2 separate regions of the Homo sapiens genome follow, and region 1 is linked to region 2. Evidence: read pairs that join two places in POLR2A ChIA-PET (ENCODE). Cell type or tissue: OCI-LY7. All regions are shown on one strand. Each heading gives the region's core, and the rest is flanking DNA. Links, peaks and the distances in the headings are about the cores only.

Evidence for each region. ChIA-PET counts read pairs that join two places held together with the same protein. Peaks named below come from ENCODE experiments on the same cell type or tissue, not always from the same donor. Only the 100,000 strongest peaks of a DNase experiment are listed, where the experiment ranks them.
Region 1: POLR2A ChIA-PET joins it to region 2 with 7 read pairs; 5 of 35 experiments call an interaction of 5 or more read pairs at or near these places.

What each region holds. Positions count from the first base shown.
Region 1 is chr15:74,557,426-74,560,330 of GRCh38, reverse strand. The region is part of intron 2 of ARID3B (AT-rich interaction domain 3B); the gene reads right to left. Among named protein-coding and RNA genes, the nearest start is that of ARID3B, 18 kb to the right of the region's middle. In OCI-LY7, for the core only: no CTCF peak of the experiment used is centred there; no DNase peak of the experiment used is centred there.
Region 2 is chr15:74,629,478-74,632,382 of GRCh38, reverse strand. CLK3 (CDC like kinase 3) reads right to left here. Exons shown (of 13, transcript NM_001130028.2): 13 at 2,182-2,676. The coding sequence ends at 2,500. EDC3 (enhancer of mRNA decapping 3) reads left to right here. Exons shown (of 7, transcript NM_025083.5): 7 at 1-1,825. Among named protein-coding and RNA genes, the nearest start is that of CLK3, 15 kb to the right of the region's middle. RefSeq lists enhancers at 83-232, 293-352, 2,558-2,905. In OCI-LY7, for the core only: a CTCF peak has its summit at 251 (motif pointing right); DNase peaks (open chromatin) are centred at 242 and 1,752; H3K27ac peaks cover 696 bases.

The DNA of each region.
Region 1 (2,905 bases), core at 114-2,613, 72 kb after region 2:
TGAGTTATTATTACTTCTGTAATATACTTTGAAAACTAAAATATTTTAAAGTAATACTTTAAATTGCTCAAGGCCTGTTAGGTGATAAAAGTTAAGCACAAAATTGTATATAAATTTTTTTTTTTTTTGAGACAGTCTTGCTCTGTTGCCCAGGCTGGAGTGCAGTGGTGCAATCGTGGCTCACTGCAATCTCCATCTCCCAGATTCAAGTGATTCTTCTGCCTCAGCTTCCTGAGTAGCTGGGATTACAGGTGTGTGCCACCACTCCGGCTAATTTTTGTGTGTGTGGTTTTTTTTTTAGTAGAGACAGGGTTTCGCCATGTTGCCTAGGCTGGTCTCAAACTCCTGGGCTCAAGCGATCCACCTGCCTTGGCCTTCCAAAGTACTGGAGTTACAGGTGTGAGCCACGGCACCCAGCCTGTATATAAAATTTAAAACTGTATCTATAGTAGGCATTTTTCTTCAAAACGCAAGTACAACAAATGTTTATAGTTATATTAAATCTAAGTTATGTGGCTGTAGTGATTGTATTTTCTTCTTTACAAATTTTTACATTTTCCATGTTTTCTAAAATGAGCCTGCATTACCTTGACAATCAGAAAAAATAAGTAAAAGTCATTTGCAGAGTAATAAAACCACTAAGGAAAGATTATTTTTCTCCTGTTCTATCTGGAAGGGAGCAAGAGGGAATATGGAGCTAGAAGTCAGACCACCTGGGTTCACTAGCCAGCTTCCCAACTGTGAGACCACAAGCTTCCCACTTGACCTTTTCCCTCATCTGTAAATAAAACAAACACATAAAGGGGATAATATTAGGACCTGCCTCACACAATGAAATGAAATAAGGTACTTGGCACATAAGAGGTCAAAAAGTCTTAGTTATTAAAAAACAAAAACAAGAAAACAAGCAAACAAAACTGTGAGTGAGGATAGTCTGATGTGAAGGAACTCCACCATCTCCCTCGCTTCTTCCCCAAAGAAAACCTCACATAGAAAAGCTGGATAACATTTAACACTCTACCCGTTGCATACATAGCTGAGCTTGAAACCCAGAAAGAAAGCAGAGTCCACAGCAGCAGAAACAAAATGGTAGCAATCAGTGAGCAAGTGGCAAAGCTGAAGGGCTCAAGGGAGAACATGACCCGAATAGGGTTCTTAAGAGCCGAGTGCTGAACTGAGAGCTGGAGACTGAATCAACCCCAAGAGAAGGGAGTCCAGGCTGTAGGCCCCTGCATGCCAGGAACCAGAACAGAAACAACTGCATAAAGCCAGAGGCCATGAGAGACTACATGGCCCGCCATAAACTGGGCCTAAAAACACTGCCCACCAGCCCGGCGAAGCTGCAAGGAACCGTGCCATCTGGCAGGGGACTCATATTGAGGGGCTCTCACTAGGCACAGATGTAGGCTTCAAATTCACACTACCCAAACCAATGCAACGAGCTAAACTTGTGCAGCCCCAGCAGAGGGAAAAACAAAACTCCCCTTAGGAATGCTTCCACCATCCAAGGCACATGGGATTCCTACAGAAACAAATCCCCACTCAAAATGAATTTACACTGGAAAAAAAACAAAAACAAACCAAGAGGAAATAAACCATCTTAAGGGACAGTAACATGACACAGGAAGAACTTGCACCCCAAGAATTAGAGATAATAATAGACTCTAAAAGCATCTTTAAAATAAGCATGTTTAAAAAGAATGGCAGACTGTTGATACTTGTTGAAAGCTGATTAAAGAACACAGATGGTTCATTACTATTCTTTTTTTTTTGTATGTATGAAATTTCCATAAATGAGTTTTAGCAATTCCAATATAAAGTTTTAAAAAGTCAAAGATGTTCAAAGAGCTGAAGGAATAGAAACCATAAAGTAAAAACAGGCAGATTTTTAAATGCCAAAAAATTTATAAACAAACACAATAATTACGACAAACCATTTTTTAAAGAGCCATAAAGTAGAACAGATAGAGCTGAAGACAGAATTAGAAATTAGAAAATTAAATGTGAAAATAATCCAGAATGCAGGAGAATGATATAAATACATAAGATTTTAAAAGAAAAGACGCACAGGAGACTGAATGAGGAGGTTCAAATACTTCTATTAGAATACTGGTTAAGAAAAAATAGTACCCAAAAAAAAAAAAAAAAAAAAGACACAAACCAGATTGAAGGAGCAGACAGAGACCCAAGTGGAATAAAAGTAAGTTGAAAGGCCGGGCGCGTGGCTCACGCCTGTAATCCCAGCACTTTGGGAGGCCGAGGTGGGCGGATCATGAGGTCAGGAGATCGAGACCATCCAGGCTAACACAGTGAAACCCTGTCTCTACTAAAAATACAAAAAATTAGCTAGGCGTGGTGGCGGGCGCCTGTAGTCCCAGCTACTCAGGAAGCTGAGGCGGGAGAATGGCATGAACCCTGAAGGCAGTGCTTGCAGTGAGCTGAGATCATGCCACTGCACTCCAGCCTGGGCGACAGAGTGAGACTCCGTCTCAAAAAAAAAAAAAAAAAAAAAAGTAAGTCGAAACCTAGAATACTGTAATTAAAGTGCAGAATAGCAGAGTCAAAAAGAAAAAATCTTAAAAGCTACAAGAGAGAAAAAGATCCTCCCTACTCCCTTGGACACAACCATATTGAAATTAGGCCAATAATAACCTTGCAATGGCCTCTAAGTATTCAAGCGAAAGGAAGAGTTGTATGTCTCTCACTTTAAATAAAAAGCTAGAAAAAGATTAACAGACTGACACTAGATTTCTCAACAGCAAAAACAGTTGTTAGGAAACAATGAAATCTTATCATTAAGGGTGAAGAAAAAAATAATGGTCAATGTAGAATCTAAAGCTATGAACAACTGTACAAAAGTGAGGGCAAAATAAAAAGATTTTTTGAAAGTTTCAAACATACCACA
Region 2 (2,905 bases), core at 193-2,692:
GCATCTCTACCCTCAGCCCCCTGCACGGCCAGGTGGGCCTTTGTTTACAGCCGTAGGCAGCTCTCAAGACTGTGTTTCAGGTTTACAGCCACTGGGCCTGGGCACACACATTGAAGAGTGGGCCAGGTCCTGTCTGGGGGCCTGTACCTGCTCTATTTCAGAGCTTGTGGCTTTGTGTCTCCCCTGCTTTCCCCACGCAGACAGCCCTTCCTCTGTAGAACCAGCTGCACGGCAGCTGTCCACCAGAGGGCAGACCTGCACTCTCCATTCATGTCCAGGGCTGTGACAGACCAGGCCTTCCCCTAGCCCCACAAGTTGATTTGGGGGGTTTTGACCCTTACTCCTGAGCTGATCCAAGTTTTATGCTGATTTTTCCAAGGATCTCTCCCTCCTTTTCCCTCCATCACTCAGAGGTAGGGAAGGGGGCGGCATTAGGATGGTGTTACTGTATTGGGATTTTATGTTGTTCTGTCGTCTTCAGCACAGGTAGTATAAGGTTATATTACTGTAGAACCACAGTGCCCATCTTGCCAGCAGTGCCCGCCCCCACCCTCAAAGCTGAGCAGGTTGAGCCTTTGCCTAGTCTGGGGCCAGACCCCTCAGATGGGGATATCCCTGGGGGAGCCTGGTGCTGAACCAGAAGAGGCTTCCTGGTGCTTCTGTCCTAGGCCACCACTCCTCCAGCCCTTTGCCCGCACATACATGCCCCACCTACTCTTTCATCCCCTCTGCCCTTCCCCTGAAACGGTCCTTTGCAGCTGTCATCCCAGAGCAGGCAGATGGGCTCCCGTGCTTGAGCTCCACCCCAGCTCTTACATCATCTGGGCTTTGAACCTTTTACATTTGTCCAGTCTAGATGAGTAGGCTTGGGGCCAGCACCCTGTCTCAAAGATGGCAAAATGAGGCTAGTTCTGGATGAGCTAGCTGGTGTGGGTTCCAACCATAGGAACACACTGATGCTCAAATCCTAAGGTGCCAAGCTCTAGGCCCTGGAGGCTGGTAGAACAGGATCTATGCCTGGAATCCTGGCAGGGATTCCTGTCAAGGACTTGTGTTTAAGCCTGCTTCAGGGCTTCAGGCTGCTTCTGCTCTGTGTCTGCCCAGGCTGGCTGAGCGGGTGGATGGGTGGACAGAAGGGCTCACCAAGGATTGTGGACATAGGGTAGGCCCTGGTACCACGGGTTTCAGGCTGTTATCACTTCCCTTGTAGGAACATAGCCAGAAGCAGATGAGCCAGGGTAGAGGGCTGGCCCCTCCTCTCATCTTCCCTTCAGTCTTAAATTGTCTCCAGCGATGGGAAGAGGCCAGGGACTGTAACCCTTGTGCTGTGTATTCTCTGAGCCTCTGCTCACTCTCAGGGCCAAGCAGCTCCCAAGCCGGGGCCCTCTCTTGGCCAAAATCTGAGGAGCAGTCTAGGTTACAGGCTTTTTGGTAGGTAGGTTCTGGCTGCCTGTTAATGCAGTTAGGCCCCCTGATTAGGTACAGTGAGAAACAAGCTAGAACAACCCTGGCCCAGAAGACTGTCCACTCCAGCAAGATCCAGGGATGATAGCCTTGCAGGGCCACTGGGAGTTTGTGCCCAAGCTTCTCCCTCTTCTCTCCCCAGGGGGCACTGGGACTGGTCCCTGCCCTCATCCTTAGCCTGGGCCTTCCCCAGAGGTATTAAAGAGAAGTATGATTCCTCTGTCTTCAGTTCTTTTCAGGGGCATCCTGCCCATAGTACCCAGTTCCCAAGGGGCCCCCAGTCACGTGGTGAAGCCTAGCACTCATGCAGCTCTTAGGGAACCAAAAACCAGCACTGAAATAAAGCTGAATGACTGACTGAGTCCTGTGCCGTGTGACTTGCTCTGTAGGCTGTCATGAGGTGCTGTCTGTCCCAGCCTAGGAACCCGCCCCACTCGTCTCCTGCCCTCAGCAGGCCATAGTTGTTGGGCACATACAGCCTAAAGTCCTGGCCAGTAATGGGACTGGCAGGCTGTGGAAAACCAGACCCCACCTGGCTAGCCACGGTGGGCTGATTCCCTTAGGTTCTCTGGGGCTGAGAGGTACAGAAGCCAGCAGGGCAGAGGTGCCATCTAGGACTGCTCAGCAGCCTGGGCCCAGAGGATGTCCCCAATTCTGGTCTTACCCCTGCCTAGCTCTTCTGTGCCTGGCCCAGTTCACACTTAGCTCTCCACAAGCTGAACTGCTAAGAAAGACTTTATTAATAAGGTCAGGTAAGGGGAAGGCAAGGAGCCTGGAGATGGACACACTGGTACCAGGGGTTACAAACAGTAAGAAACACTTTATTATAACTTTATAACATATAAATAGCTTGGGTCAAATCTGTGCTTTCTGGCAGCTGGGCACCAAGTCTGCTCCCCTGCAGGCTCCTGCCTTCCTTCACATTGCACTGTTCATTGGGTGGCTCTGGCCTGGGGCCTGGCGGTCGAGGCTGGAGTCAAGGGGCTGGGCGGCCCAGTCCCGCCCTCCATCTCCTCATGCGGTGGCCTGTGCCTGTCATCTGCTTGGGTTGCGGCTGGTGTGGAAGGACCGCTCCTCAGGGGTCAGGCCAGCAAAGAAGGGGTGCAGCAGGGCCTCGGCCAGTGTGATGCGCTGGGCAGGGTCAAATTCTAACATCCTCCTCATCAGGTCAAACAGCTGCACGTGCTCCAGGGAGTCTTGGAGCATGTAACTCTGCTCAGGGACACAAGGTGCCTCAGTGTGACGGCAGGGTCGTGGGAAGCCACAGCAGGTCCCCTTGCCTCTGGGACGCCTTGCTGGACTGGATCGAGGAGGCAGTGATGCCTCCTTGGAGGACTCTACTTCCGCCCTCCTGGACAATGAGCAGCTCCTTTCCTTTCATGCCTGTTTAACGTTTTGCTCGGAACTTGCCAGGCTACTAGGTGTCTTGCTGGGTTGATGC